Linked DNA regions of Homo sapiens: region 1 is linked to region 2. A link is a loop called in an ENCODE intact Hi-C map of the cell type or tissue named here. Cell type or tissue: heart left ventricle. All regions are shown on one strand. Each heading gives the region's core, and the rest is flanking DNA. Links, peaks and the distances in the headings are about the cores only.

Region 1 (8,352 bases), core at 226-8,225, 87 kb before region 2:
TGTGGCTATATCCTACATTGTCAAAGTAGACATAATAATAATTTGAACAATGTTATGATTATGCAACTGTATGCTACTTCTTTCAAGAGAAGTAAAATGACAGAAGTTCTCTAACGATATATTTAAAATCACATTATTATTGACATTTGGTGGGTGGTTTATATTTTCAAATGGAAGAGATATCCACTCAATGTAAAGATAGATCATTACTTTTCAGAAGAAAAAGTAAATCAAGGTGATCCTTTTAGAGTCATATTTCTGCAATCATCAGGTATTTATGAACCGAAATGTCTATACTTGTGTCTGTCTCATTTTTGAACAGGATGTTATTCAGATCCCATTACTGAATAGGATTTCTTATTGCAAAAGACGTTAAACATATTAAAAGTTACTAAGTTTTTAAGTTGTCTTTAATTCAGACATTAGATTTCTTCTCTTAGATTTCTTCTCTTAACTGCTTAATAAATTTATAAAGCAATACTTTCTCAAATACTTTGTTACCTTTTAGAAATTGTTAAGGTCATTTTCTAAAGCATTTTGTACTGACAGAACGTAAATATCTTAGAGACAAGAATAGTTTATGCAAATTTACTTCTCTCGGTGTCTGAATATTTTTCACAACTTTTGGCAGTTAAACTATAAAGTGTAATCATAAAGCTAGTGCTTTTAAAGGATGCTCAGAAGGATTGTCATTGTCATTGTGTGGACTAAACATTTTTGTAGATTTGGGGTTTTGGAATGTTAATACAACTTAGAGGAAATAAAATAATCAATACAATGCAGCATTGACTGGTAGAAACAACTACAAATAAAATTTTGAAAAGTTGAAAGACTCTACATATTAAATGTTGGTCGCCTTCCTAAGTAAACATTCCTTTTATCTTGTTCTTTCATGATTGCTTTGCTTAATGTCTAGCATAAACTCAAGCTATGAAGACCATTGAATAGTTGGTTGTCTCTGGCTGTGGTTGTCTCTAAAGGAGACTGCTCCGGAATAGACCCTTCCACTTGGTTTATGTGGCCTTTCACATATCTGGCAAACTGGCTGTTTCAATCAGCATTCATGGCACCTTTACACTCTGATAAATCTTCATGAGATGTGACTTTATAATGTCCTATAATCTCTACTAAATTAAGTGTTAAATGTTGGCTTTAAAAGTATATATTTAGGGCCAGGGACGGTGGCTCACGTCTGTAATCCCAGCACTTTTGGAGGCTTAGGTGGGTGGATTGCTTGAGTTTAGGAGTTCGAGACCATTCTGAGCAACATGGTGAAACACCATCTCTACCAAAAATACAAAAAATTAGACAGGCATGGTGGCATGTACCTGTGGTCCCAGCTACTCAGGAGGCTGAGGTGCAAGGATTGCTTGAGACCAGGAGGTGGAGGTTGCAGTGAGCTGAGATTGTGCCACTGCACTCCAGTTTGGGTGACAGAGTGAGACTCTGTCTCAACAACAACAACAAAAAAAGTATATATTTAGGAAGACCAGATTAAACTATTTCTCTAGCTTTCTCATAAAGTGTCTTTAACTTTTTGTATCATGTTTTCCAAAGTCTCTAAAGTTTTGTTTTGTTTTTGTTTTCAGAAACATCATTCCCAAAGTACTGATTTAACTCCTTGAAAATGCTGTTGTTACTGTAGAAGTACATATATTTTATAACATATGATGTTTTACTAACTTTGGTCTTAGACAAGACAAGGTATTTTCAGAATAAAGTTAAAGCTTAATAACATGATTTGAAACCTTTAGTGATTTAGATTTTGCTTTAGGCTCATTTCTCATGACTTCATCTGGAATTATATTCTGTTCATTGCTTGGAAGGTGTCATGTGCCTCCTAACTTTCAGTGACTGAGAATGCTGTTGTCTCTGCTTGAGACATTAACACCCCTCCCACCCCACTCATATCCTCACACATGCTTTCACTTGGCAAATTCCAACTTAGCCTGAGCTGATAAGGTACTTCTCCACAAAGAGTTCATTGACCTTAAAAAAGCATGGGTTTAGTTCCCACCAAATATATCAAAATAGAACAGTACAATGAGCTCCCATGTAACTGCCAACTAGATATACAGTTATCATTCTGCCATTCTTCATCTCAGTTTCATTACAATACATTTGAATTTACTATATATTGCCTGTATTACCCCTGGACTCTAACTTCAATGTTGTATGGGACCAAGTCAGTCTAAGTCACTATTTACACCTATTGCCTAGCCAACACAGTGCCTGGCACAAGGCGAATTCTTTCAATATTTTATGAGCTTCACATTTTCAATAGGAACAGACTTTAAAATATATTGATGTAATTAGTATTTGAGACTGGAGGTGTCTCAAAAATATATTTTTTATTTTTATTTTTTTGAAATCACTTAATACATACCTAAAATAATTGAAGTTCATGAATCAAGAAAGAAAGCAATATGCTAAGGATGCAACTAATATAGATATTTTGAATGAACACCAATGTTAGCTCTGAGCTTCTTGATAAGCACAGCACAAAGGAGTTCCACGTGGTATATAATTCTAATTATCAGGAAGAAATATTCCAGTTTTTCAAGAAACACAATTTATTTGAAAGAGGGAAAGAGTCCTAAACTATAAATGTGATTTAGCTCACAAACTTGATGCAAAAGGTATTTGAAAGTATCACTAATGATATTTTCAAAAACATATATTATGATTTGTTATTGCCTATCAAAATCAACCATATATATGGAGTATACCCATATATACATGATATGAACATTTTCTGTTTTATAATAAGAATAAAGAACATTCTTTATTCTCTATTATGCTAGATGATAGAGATTTTACTTTTAAATAAATTAATGGACATATATTAATTTAAATACATGGACAATCCCACATGATTTCTAATAGTATTGGACAGTTCCATAAGCCACACGTCTTAGCTTTTGATCTCTCTGATTAACTTGTCTATACAAGTCACTCTAATTACCCAAGACTATAATTGGCATTCAATAAGGTAGCAGAATGCACCTGCCACTCTGACCACTGCCGACCTTCACCATGAATTAGCTAAAAAATCCATGTCAGGCAGCTAATTGAATGAAGCTGTAGACTTGTAAGCCATAATGGTTATGATTAGTGTGTAACATACCACATAACGGTAATGATGTAATCTAGGTCTTGATAGGCTTCAAACCGAAGTCTAAGGAGTCATATTCTAAATGAAGAAGAGAATAAATGACAATAAGAAAACTTTAAATAGACAGACAGAGCGCCCTTGCCTCTGTCTCCAAAAAGAGAAATATTCAATTGGATTTTAAAGGTTGGTGCGGGTTATGTGGCATCCTTGTACTTGATAGCTCGTTAAGGTAGATAGGCCTGTCAGCATTTCTTTCATTTAGGCCTGAGGAGTTATTCTTCATTTGCAGCAGGGAGTGAGGAGTCAGATTGGAACTGCTGACTGCTGCCTTTCTTAGCAGCCGGTGAACTGCACATTTCAATGAGGTACATGCTGAGCATGGCACGCGTATGTGGAGGGGCTTACCAGTTACTTATTTGTTGCATGTTTTCAGAGCCATTACAGTAATGAGATTAGTGATGCACAAGCTGATCATGCTTTCTTTACACATTACACTTTGTATACAAGTGACAAATATGAAGTGAGCAGCCAGAAAATGTCATTTGGTGAGAGAAAGCATGATGTGTTGGTGTTCTGGCTTAAGCACACACTGTGTGCAGGGTGGAAGAGCTTTTGTGGACTAGATGAATCCTGCTGGGCTCTCAGCCCTAGTGCTCACAGATAAAAAAAGAAAGCTTGTCCTGTGTGAAATTTGCTCCTGACTCTGGAGCCTATCCCATGCTTGTTAGGATATATGACATCTTATAAATATCCTCAGCAAGACACGTTACTGAACCTCTAAATGAGAAAAATGAAGCCTTTCATAGCAAATGCATCAGCCCAGTGACCAGCTTACTCATGAGCAGAAATTGAACATGTGTCCAGAAATGCAAAGTGAGGTTTCAGAATGTGCTGTCAGTCCAGGATACTCTAAATGCGGTTGGTGCTTCTGTGATTCAACAGTATCCTGTGGTGTGTAAATGGGTTACACTTCTGGTATTTGTTTCCATAGATTCATATATTTTCTGTGTAAATGATACTCGAAGTTAATGGTGACTAGAAAACTGCTTAATGGAACTCAGGAGCAGATCTGAGAAATGGCATAGGTCTACCAATAGAGCTATTAGAATGGTCGCAGATTTGCATCACAGATGCTACATTAACCTTGCAAGTGCATAAAGCCTGGTGTGTTTATACTGTATCCTGTCAGTAGGTTTGCAAGCTGTCTGCCATAAAACCGAAGTCATGGTATGGGACTATTAGGGGTGTAGCATATGTCTACTATGTGTAATCAGCATGAAGGGTAGATGGAATGTTCTTTTACTTTGGTAGATACAAGTTAGGCTAAGAAATATGTTTTCAGTTTGAGCATAGATATTGATAAACAAGGGAATTCAAGATCTTGCATTAGAGGATTAGGAGTATGCACAATAAGCAAAAACCGGAAAAGAGCATTATGATTAAGGAAAATATTGTGAGATCAATGGTAATCTCATTAAGTCACAATGCCAAAGTTTGTTTCCAATATATGAGTTTGAATTTGTATTAAATGCTTTTGAATTTAATAACTGGAAGCCAATTCAAATTACAGATTTACCCAGTATCTGGAATTTTAAAAGAAAAGAAAAGGTCATGGCCTGAAAATGATTTTTAAATATTTCCTGAAAATAGCTTCCTGGAATTTATAGTTGGTATTGTAATTACTGATTCCAATCCAAGGAATCGAACACATTTTTAAAATAAGAGCCTACTCTATTTCCTTAATTACGGTATTAGAGTGAGGTTTACATGGAAACTTGTGTGTATACAAAATTTCTCCTCTAGCACAGTGTTTTTTTAATTATCTATTACTCATTTGATCAAAAACACTGAGAAATAAGATTTTTCCACTAAAAAAGAAAAAGTCTTACCAGCATTTTACGTTCCAAAATTTTAAAATCAGAATTTACAGGAGTATCCTCAGATATTATTTACACTGATTTTACCTCACTATATTTTTTTCTCTGTTTTGAATTCATATAACACATTCCTATACTCTGGCATATGCATATGCATATATGTACATGTATAAATATACATATATGTGTAATGTCATTAGTCTTTAAGATAAAATTGTGACAGTAAATGCGAACCAAAATTGGATAAGTATTGCAACCTAATATTTCCAAAAACAATCAGCTTTGGCATTATAGCAGATATTTGTCAGTGTTTCCAAACAATTCATAGGAGAGTCAGTTTGGCCATCTTTATTCATAAGACAGTATTCAAAGTTTTAAAATGCTTGCAATATTATAGATAAATGCGAATACTGATCTAGATGCTTAAGCAGAAAATATTATTAACTATTTGTGGCTTTAGATCCTTCCAATCAACTTTTCACCTCATGGGCCACAAATGTAGTTTGAAAACTGCCAAAATATATCTACTATTGCATTTAACACATAAAATTAGCATCCTTTGAAGCTCCAATTATTATAACACACCTAAAGAAGGCTAATATTTAATCCTAAAATTTAATTCCATGATTGACTCCACTTCACCTATAAATTTCAGAAACCTACATATGCATACTGGGATAATATTCACACTAGTTGAGCTGCAATGTATCTTATACAGAATGGTGCAGTAAGAATGAAAGAATTGTCAGCTATCATTCTAATTTGCTTATTTCTTTGCAATTTGTTACATTCTTAACGGGTTTGATGAAGGGGAAAAATGCACATATGAAAACTCACCAAAAAAAAAGTATTCTAAAGATGGGTGAGGATGGGGTAGAAGAGTTAAAAATCCAAAAGAGTTGTTTAATAAAACATGGTATTATAAAGTTTGTGTAAATTTAAATCACCTATGTTAAAACAGAAAGAAACCTAATTCTTTAAAGGTATAGCTACAATCAGTATTAAATCTAATAGGGGTAAGAAAACAATAAATACTAAAAATTTGAAAATGTCCCCATCCAAATACACTTATCTTCTTATACCAACTCTATTTCCCTCATCAGGTTAATTCAAATTTAAGTTCTATCGAGAGAGTAAGAAGTTTTATATTAAAGGTGAAGGGAGAAAAGCAAAACCTTCTTTTTCGTAAAGATTGTTTCAGGAAAACACTTTATTTCTAAAAAATAATGGATAGAAGCTACTGGTATAAATTAATATTTCAAAGGGTAATAAATGCCCACCACATTAGGAATGGTTTAAAAAGTCATACCAGGGCTTTGCGAATATGTTTCCATAACCTGGACATAAATCTGATTTTTAAAATATTTCCCATCATATTTGTTTGAAAGCTTTTTTAAAAGTTGAGTGGATAAAAAAAAGTTTGTCCTTAAGCAAAAGTTTTGTATATTCACAGATGCTTGCATTATTAATTTGATTTTGTTAGCATTTCATGCACAAAGGATGAAACCATCGGCCATTCTTCAGAGCACATTGACATAAAACATTAGGAAACACAAGGAAGTCATAGAAAAGACTCCACTTAAGTTATCACCGTGCACCTAATCAAAAAAACAAGGAACCACAATCACATCATGGAGCCTGGTTGATCACAATCGCATCTGCATGAGAGAGATAGTGGCACTGACGTACTTTAGTGACCAAATGGTTAGATGAGACAAATCTGGCCTATGTCAAATTGCGTTCCATTTCATATTATGCATGACAAAGGCAGCGATGCTAATAAAAGATTTTTCCATGGACAGGCTCAGTGTCTACCACAGCATCACTGCTTTACTGTTATAATCAATTTAAATGCAATTACATTCATAAATTTAATGATCTATTGTTTTTAGAAACATGTCTTCTAAGAGCTTTAAAAAACATAAAAATCATAATTTTAAAGTGGGTAGGTATTAACTTTGAAAAACCATGAAGTTAAATGTTTGCACTTTAAATTTTGAGTAAAGAAACTAGAAATTTTGTGGGAAAGTATTTTAATTCAATATACTTTAAAGTTCTTAAGGATCTTAATAATTTTGGCAATCAATCTGTGTCTACTTGAAACCAAAGAAACTGATTATTCATTGAAGTAACCAGTTAAGCTGATTATCTTCTAGGTAATTAAAAAAATAGTTGTTTCATTTTATTATCCAAAACCAGAGAAATAATATGACTATGCCTACTTGCTGCTGACCATAGGTAAAAATAGAAAAATATATATAGGTAGTTGCCTATATATTGGGAATGCCTAAATTTCTCACAAGAATAGTTAGTTCTTATTTCTAAATAAAATGTCTTTATTAAAAAGATATGCTAAGGATTGGATTTTTCCTTATTTTCTTAACAAATTAAAATCTATTTAAACTACATTAAACAATTTGAAAACAAACATTACAATTTCTATCCTTTTGATGGCAGCTTACTTTTAAAAGGTTTCTTTTTAAAAGAATAGAATGCATTGGATGGGATTTCAGACTCCTTAACTAAGACTTCTTGTTAAGATTATTTTAAACTGTCTTGAATTTAAGCTTTTATGTTTCCTGTATTTTCATTTAATCTCATCTATATTTTATATTTACAATTTTTTCATTGTGAATATATAACCATACTGTAGATAGCAAGTTCAGGGAAAATTATCTGTTAATTGCAATTACAGTGTGTATATTTAACGTTCAATGTGTGATCATAAAAAAATAAGAATCATTCTGATTTTACTGCTACTAATGTATAAATATATTACAATTGTTGTATACGATTAGTCTAAATTGTTGAAGTAAAACACATTCATCTAGGCTGAGCGCAGTGGCTCATGCCTGTAATCTCAGCACTTTGGGAGGCTAAGGTGAGCGGATCACGAGGTCAGGAGATGGAGACCATCCTGGCCAACAAGGTGAAACCCCGTCTCTGCTAAAAATACAAAAATTAGCTGGGTGTGGTGGCGCGCGCCTGTAAGCCCAGCTACTTGGGAGGCTGAGGCAGGTGAATTGCTTGAACCTGGGATGCAGAGGTTGCAGTGAGCTGAGATCACGCCACTGAACTCCAGCCTGGTGACAGAGCTAGTCTCCATCTAAAATATATATATTCATCTAATCTGCTCACCTGTATTTTTGTTTTTTATTATTTGTTGTTGTTAGCCTATGAAGACACTGTATGCTGTTTATTTTTTTAAGTTTTCTGTAAATTTTACTCAGTACTTATCTCAACGGGTCTCTTTATTAAAACTGGCAAAGCTTTTCCTTTTGGTTTTCTGAATGCAGATGTATGTCCACCATTGAATTCACAAATTTAGGAAAATATATATTTCATATATTTATTCAAAGT
Region 2 (8,352 bases), core at 116-8,115:
AAACCCAATGGATTTTGCTTTATAGGTAATAACTTAAATTTGTACACCACCACTATGGGGTCAGTGAAACCATCATCCCCATTTCAAAGATAAAGAGAGGTACAGAGAGGTTTAAGTAACTTAGCCAAGGCCACACAGTTGGGACAGAACTGGGATGTGAACCCATTTATTCTGTTCCTGGCTTTGAAAACTCACACAATAATGCCTTCCTAATTATCTCTGATGACTAGTAGTAGGGACATTCCACCCCCCACAAATAGCAAAAGTGCTCCGATTTACCCATTTGTCATCTGGATTCAAATATCTGATTCTGATTTTCCAACTCTTTTCAAAGTTCTTCATCTCAATCTGTATTATCATTATCACACAGGTTTTAGAAGTTGTTTCATTTAACGTATGTCAGGAATGGTTACTCTTACAGAACATTTGTCTTTTACCTCAAGGAGTTAAGAACTAAATCAGATCTGTAATTGACTGACTTGTCTACTGACAGCCTTTGAAGAGCCACCACTCCCCACCTTGTTTTTCTGTCTAAAGAGCAAGATTGACATCTCTTTATATGTTTAAAATTTGTCAGTGGTGTAAAGTGCTCAGTAATGATGGAAATTAACCTGAGGCTTTATCTAACTACCTTTCCTAGCAACTCCATTGAAGTTCTGATAACAATTAAAATTTTGATGCAAACAACTGTTCACATCAGAAAAAATACTTTTTTCTGTCTTGTCATACCTTTCTTCAAAATATTCTGGGTAGTAGTGGCTCTTTTCCTTACCTTTCACTGCACTGGATGCATCTGAATGAAAATTTCCCCAGCCAAAATACACCAGCACATTAGAAAAGCAGATAAAGAAAAGAAATGAAGTAGCAATGCATGTTTAAACGGTCTGACGGTGAAACATTGAATATAATTATCTGTTCTTGTGTCAGTAATTGTTATCTCCTTAAGGAGAACTGAGTAAGAACAGGTCTATACAGGGCAGCATTTGTGGCCTTATTTCTGTCTATTTGGGATAGCCTTTGAATTGTCTCCCACTTTCTTTCCTCCCAATGTGAAAAGATGAACTATTACGCATGTAACTCATAGGTATCTGATTCAAAGACTGTGTTTATTTGACCTGTGGATATCAGATATCTAATATAAACAAAAACCCAAACATCATCAACACATAATCAAGTGGCAGAAGTTTGCAGAACATGGGTCAGTAGCAATTGAGCAAGCTACACATTTCTCAAGTAACAAATGAAAAACAATTTTGATTGTATTCTGTGATACCAGCATTCTTTTTAGATCTTTGAAGTATCAGGCAGATGGACTGCCCTGTATATCCACAACCTCTATCTGCTGGCAGGCAGAAAGCCCAAGAACCTATCTTTAAAGTTATTTTAATATATCAGTTTTGCCCAGATTAGCCAAGTTAGATGTCGACCATTGGTATGGGAAAGGTTGGGAATTAATTTAAATTTGAGCTAACCCTGCCATCATCTCTTGCTGAGTGAGTCCCTTAGCCTGTGAGACATTCTTTTCAGATTTGATTTCTCTGTTACTTGGTTGTTCTCTCCTTGAAAGAAAAAAAAAAAAAAAGGGAGGAGTGGTGAGAAGAGAACAGAGGATGGTGATTTTGAGTCTGTGTTGATAGAAACATTCAATGGAGTTAAAACTGACCTACAACCATTTGAAGAACGTGTCCCTCATTACTAAATTCTTTGGCTGTAATACTGAGCTCCCTATCTAAAAAGATGTCAATTTCCTGAAATTAAATATAAAACCAAGGGATTTTTCTCACTGAGGAAGGTGTGCAAAAATATTTAAACAACTTAACTCTGAAATGTATTAGCAATCAGTTTAGACTGGACAGTTAACATATACAAGCTCAAAACTAAAACTTCATTAGATAAGACGTACATTTTGGTAAGCAAAACTTCATTAGATAAGATGTACCAGGATTAGAAAGTCTGTTTGTTACTGTTGTTGTTGTTTTATGATTGTTGTTATACATAGTTCCTTCTATCTTCTCCCGGAAAAATTAATCAAGTGCCCTTTCTGTAATTGAGACCTCTTTTCTGTCTATTCTCAATGCCTGCAGTTTATATCACACAAGTCAGCCTCTAATTACGTTCTTTTTTCATATTTCCCAGGTTGTTTCATGGGTCATATTCTTGTATTCCCAGTAGTTTGTAAACTACTTGAGGGTGAAAATCATATTTAATCTGTGTCCTTCACAGTCCTAGCCTCAGCACTAAGACTAAAGCCTACTCTTGATTAATATTTGAATGGTTGATTGAATTTTGTAAAAATCGAGTTAGCTTATGTTATATATTTTTTAAAATTTGTTTCAGGAGGAAACAAATTTGAGAGGAACATCTATCCATCCAACACATTTCTTAAGACTTAGCTATATTCCAAATACTGAGCCTACGCTCTCTGACAGCATATTAAAATTTACACATGCTTAATTTTAAAAATTGCAACAAGAAAGGAAATTATTCCAATGGATAAAAAATATATACTATGATTTCTCTTTTTGGAAGTTAAAAGGAGAGGCAACTGGTAAAAGAACCAAGGTGAAAAGTTAAGAAAAGAAGGAGACTGAAAGACAAAGAGTAAAATACAGAAATATAGAAGACAGTGGGGGAATGGGGAAGAGATGAGGAGAGGAGGGTTTAGGAGATTTTAAACAATTCAGACTTTGGCATTTTTTAGTAACTTCAGTTTTCAGCTTTTAAACCTCTGTCACTAAATCTTCAGACACTATAAATGAAATGGAAATAATAATTAATCTTAAAGGAAATTATTCTTTGTCCTGAAACTTTGGCTCTCCAGGAATGAATACGTTAAGAGGAGTTAGGGTCCTAAGCAACGATGGAAGCAAAGAGAATGTAAGGTGGCTTTTAAGGCAAACTATGGAATAGTCAATCCAATAAGAAATCTACAGAAAGAGTTTACAACCATAAATCAGGTTCTAAAAGGAATTTTGCAAATCCAGTTTTACCCGGGCGGACGCCATCACCCAACCAATGTGGAGGTAGAGCCTGTCAGAGAAGTGGGTTTCAGGGCAGCTTCCAAGTTACAATGATCGCCAGCCAGCATGCTCCTGGAACAATGAGACGTGGACCTCAGGAGGCAGTGCTGGCAGGAGCAAAACAGAAAAAGGAGTTTGGGGTTCACAAACGTGGATAGAAAGCAGAACTTTCTTTCCCCTTCTGGGTGCCAGGGCCCAGGGGAAAGGTCCCAGTTCCTCCAAATATTCGGGGTAGGTAAAGGAACTAAACATATGGATTTTCTACCCATTGAGGTACTCTAACCACATGCTAGAGGCATTTTGTTTCTCAGCTCTTAGTCATTTCATTTTTTCAGCCTTTAGCCATTGAGATGTTAAGAGTATTTGTGAAATCCTTTTGATTAGCAAGTGAAAAGCCATTGTATACTGGCTTCTGGGGTGTTATCGGATTCAGAGAGGGATGGAGCAGTTTACAGGTGACTGTGGATATGTATTTCTAATTGATGAGAGGGATGTAGGACCTTGGTTTAAAGTTCTGCATTCTTCACTGGAAAACAAAAACCAAAGACATTTAAAAATCATGTAAACTGAATTTACAGAGAAAACATAATGAAACAGAAAGAGTACTAGTTTCAGACAGACAGACCTAAGTTGGAATACAATATACGGAGAGTATTATTGAATCTCTCTGAGCTTCAGCTTCCTTAAATGGAAAAAATACCCATTTCTCAGCTTTATAGTAAAGAAATAAAATAATGTCTGCTACATGCCCAAAACAATACTAAGTTCACTGAAGACATTTGAAGTACCTCTCTATCCTCATTTTGTTTTCTGTTCAAAATCAAATTTATAGTACCCTGGATCCCACTCACAGACATAAGTATTTAAATGTTTCATGACTTCATTTTATTTTGTAGCTAAGAAAAGAAAAGAGATTTATGGGACATCAAAGCGCTGATCCTAACCTGTTACTAACAAAGTGAGGCTTAAAATTCTTAGGTCTTCTCACAGTCAGTGAGCAGACCACAGGTGTAAATTAGCATATCCTTAAAGAAAGATGCTTCCTATGCTGGGGGTCACATTTATAATGTTGATTTAAATTAACATTTTCACCCAATTCTGCTTCTCAGGTCTTGATTTAATATCCTTAAGGCCTGATGCCTATGGACCAGCACGTGTTAATTTCTACGGCTCTTAAAATGGCATGCCTGTCTGCTCTTAGCCACTCGGGTGATAGGTGCTAATTCAGAGCTTGCTGAATTTCCTTCTGAAAGTGGTATCTGTGCAGGCCACTATGAGTTTCCAGTACCAAAGTTCGAAAGGCAGATTGCAAACTTTTGAAAGAGTTGACTATGGATCAGACAAATATAAAATTCATTCTAAGAGGACTCTCCTTCTTAGCTTTTTCTGTGTGAGAGGAGAGCACAGAGCACATGTCAGAAGAAAAGAAGCATCAGGACATGAAAAAATCAAGAGGGTATTTCACAGCTTGTAGGATTTTTCTGATTTCTTTGGAAACTATGTAAATGAATTCCTTAAACACAGACTGCCATTGATTTTTTTCTGGTGTTCATTGATTCCCTCATCATTGCTTCATGTATGTGTTCTCCCAAAACATCTAGTATTGATATTTCTCTCCTTCATACTCTGTCCCCAATCCATTATAAGTATATCATTCAAACCTGTTTAATTTCCTATGAAAGATGATATTAAGTGCACTGTTAGTGTAATTACGTCGATAGTGAAAGATAAACATGTATTAGGCAGTGCAAAATGCTGATTATCTGTCAGGGTAAATCTGTTTATTTCAGATATAGCAATCTGACAACCCCCTGGTGTTAATCATGAAAGTACATGCTTGTGCCAGGTACTGTTTGGTGCGGTTCTGACAGTGAAATGCACTCAATGGCTTACTGCTGTGACGTAATCTTCATCATATATAAACCCATATACATGTGTATCTATGTCATAAAGTGCAGACTGTGGATTATGTGTTTTAAGCATGTGTGATGTACTTATATTTCGGTATTTTTGTGTGTGTATGGAAGACAAAGTATAATTTGAGAAGCAACAATGTCCAGTTTGCATTAACAGCACTGTGTAAAATGGAATGGCTTGAGAAAGGAGAGAGTGGATTATAGGATTAGGCCGCATTTTAGTTTGTACCCAGAGCAGGGTTTGCCCTCAGTAATATCAGCTCAGAACCATTTGTATTAATCCACAGAAAAAAAGAAAGAGCCAGTAGAAAAAAGGAGAATCAGGAGGTAGGTCTGGAACAGGATATTCATCCAATTCTCAACACAAACATGCTTCCTTTATTCTTTAACTTTTTTCCTTGAGATAGTAGTTTCTAAATATATCCTAGAAACACTACTGACTGCCAGATGCTATTGGACATAAAGTTCCTCTTTAATGAGATAAAATAGTGTCAGGAAGTCAACATGTTACACATGCTGTGGCAGAATTTCACCAGGCTTTTGTGCAGCAGAAAATGAATAGAAATGACAATGAATTGAATATTCAGGCACAGTTTGCCAACTCCTCTGAAAAATAATCTTGTCTGACTTTATAACATTGTGATCATTTCCTGAATGCCATAAAATGCTGAGTAAAATAATAAAAATTGATACATATATTGACATTTCAGTTTTCTAAATAGAAGCTGAGAAAATATAAACAGCATTTGGTCTTTGCAACTCTTCCAACCAACCATTTGTATGCTGACTAATTCACTTACACTCAGATACCTCATTCAGCCTTAATATAAATGTCTTCTGAAATAATTTCTCACCAGTAGATTATGCACATCTTTAGTTTGATTCAGAATTTACATGTGTAGTTTGCATAATTTTGCATCAGAGTGTCTGCTTTAAATTACGTAAAGGTCACTGTCATTCATAATCAAAAAAGAAGGTGCATTAAAGGTCACAATTCGATAAAAAAATTGATTAGAGGTAGAGATTTGTTCATGTGATACAATATCATTGGATAAGTGGAAATATGAGTCAACAAATTAACCTCAGTATAAGGGGTGACCTGATTCTTTGCCATAAAAAAAAAATCACATCCAGATTGCTTTTTTCCCAATGTTTAACTTGTTTTACTCTATGTAGCAGTGACAGTTACTTCAGTTAATACCTCTTACCACTGGGGGTCTTTTATAATGTCATTTGGTTTAGAAATGACATAATGACAATTTTATCTCCAAAATAAAATAGTAAATTATAATGAATTAATAATAGACAGATATGGATTAGAAAGTCCCTCAGGGCTTATGGTTACTTCTACCATTTTTCCCCTGAGGTAGCTCCTAGTTCTTCCACTCTTTTTAAAAGATAGAGCTGTCACAGCACATTTCTTCTCTTACGTCACTATTTTCTACCTCTCACAGACACTAAGAGCCCATGCAAACCCTTTGGAATTTTGACATCTACTCAGTATTAGAATAGATAAGTTCAAAATAAATGTAGCTAGTGATCGGCAATTAGTTTTTTTTTTTGATTTGTTGAACTTTTTAAAATATGTCTGTCTGAAAGTAACTTGAATAAATGGAAAGCAATTGAAAATAAACAAATGCTAAGTTGCAGTATATATTTTGTCCATAAGTCAACTTGAATATCTGAAGGAAGATAATTGATACACATTTCACTTGGAAGTTTGGCATAAGTTCTGAGACATTGACATGAATACTTACTGTAACAGAACTCATATTTATTTCCTCATCTTATAATATTTTCCTTCTCATGTGTGCCCTTGACTTAAAGGGAAATCTTCCTTTCTTCCCTTAGCTGTTTGTCTACTCTATTTGTTGTATTGGCATCTTAGCATAGGATCATCTACCAAAAAAACAAAAAAAAAAAAGAAAAAAGAAGAAAGGTAGACAAGGAGACACCACCTTTTTAAAGTACATTGTTTATTTTTCAAAGAAAATCAAACACTTTTAAAGGAACCATAAAGGTTAAATGGTTTAAGCAGATTATAATTAGTTAATTTTGTTAAACCTATACTGGATCAATTTTACATTATTTTAATTACCTTTTGGAATAAATGGTTTGGTGAACAAATTCACTTGATGTTCAGGATCAAACAAAATTACCTTTCCTCTGGGTAGGCTTAAGTTTCACAAAATTATTTGAAAATGACCTCCTTTGCTTTCATCTAAAAATATCTTTGGATTTAGAAAATGATTAAAGTTGGATATATTGTGTTTTAGGCCAATCATATTTTATCATTTTCATAGCTTATTCTTTCTTTAAAGAGGAAAATAATGAAACTTCACTAAACAGATGTTCCCCCTTTAAGGAGACTCTTGGAATTTATACACTAACATGGTATACGCAAGGTTGATTCAACTCCTATTTCTGACAGAAGGCATGTATTATATTCTGGAAAGTTTATAAAATTTTTTGCTGACAAGATATAGAAATGAAAGCTGGATGATCATTAAATATTATAGCCAAATCAGAGACATTCTGATTTATGTCTTTGCTGTGTATGTATGTATGTGTATGTACCTATACTCATGCCTAGAAAGAAGCAATCTCTGAATTGTAAACATCCAGATCCCAGGTAGTTAGAGGATACATTAAAAAGCATATATGACTATCTCTCATCCACCCCGATTTAGGGCATCTAGGGAGCAATGTTGGGAAAGCGCAAATGGAATTTGACCTTTCTTTGTCAATGAAAAGTTAGGAAGTTATCCTAGTGTCCAATGCTATCTGTCTGTCTTTTTCTTTACAACAGTGATTCTCAACTAGGGATGATTTTGCTTCCCTGGTGACATTTGGTAATTTTGAGAGGCATTTTTGATTTGGGTTGGGGGTGGGAGGTACTGGTACTATGGGCATCTAGTGGGGTAGAAGCTACATATGCTGCCAAACATTCTAGAATACATAACACAACCCCCACAACAATGACTAATTCTTCCCAAAATGTCAGTAGTACCAAGGATAAAAACCCTTTCTTGTAGCTCAGAAGGAGGTATTTCTTCACTCTGTCTCAACTCTGTTGTATCTCTCTCCCCAACCCTCAACCCCACATAATCCCATACTGCATCTGGCTCACTGCTTTTCATCCCTCAGAACTCTCCAGGCACTCATCACTTCATTCAGGAAAGTGCCACTGACTGGTCTGATTGCGATGGCATTCCTTGGTGTTACCATCCCACTGTATCCCTCTGAGCTCTGTTGACTGACTTTTCTATATCCCATTCTAGACTATAAATGTTTTGAGAGTTGTATGTTGTATCACTAACATCTGCATAGTTTGTGGAACATAGTAACTCCTCTGTTAAGATTTGTTGTTGAATAAAGTCAAGTTTGTCTCTAGAAACAGTATAGTAAAGAGTGTT

What was found. A loop is a pair of places that touch in the nucleus more often than their neighbours do. Peaks named below come from ENCODE experiments on the same cell type or tissue, not always from the same donor. Only the 100,000 strongest peaks of a DNase experiment are listed, where the experiment ranks them.
Region 1: a loop joins it to region 2, with 2.9 times the contacts of the local background. A loop is called at or near these places in 5 of 110 quality-filtered maps.

The regions. Positions count from the first base shown.
Region 1 is chr1:81,222,466-81,230,817 of GRCh38, forward strand. No RefSeq gene overlaps it. Among named protein-coding and RNA genes, the nearest start is that of ADGRL2, 570 kb to the right of the region's middle. In heart left ventricle, for the core only: no CTCF peak of the experiment used is centred there; no DNase peak of the experiment used is centred there; H3K27ac peaks cover 890 bases.
Region 2 is chr1:81,309,283-81,317,634 of GRCh38, forward strand. It overlaps a transcript of ADGRL2 not described here. Among named protein-coding and RNA genes, the nearest start is that of ADGRL2, 490 kb to the right of the region's middle. RefSeq lists enhancers at 2,674-3,175, 3,176-3,675. In heart left ventricle, for the core only: no CTCF peak of the experiment used is centred there; no DNase peak of the experiment used is centred there; H3K27ac peaks cover 3,868 bases.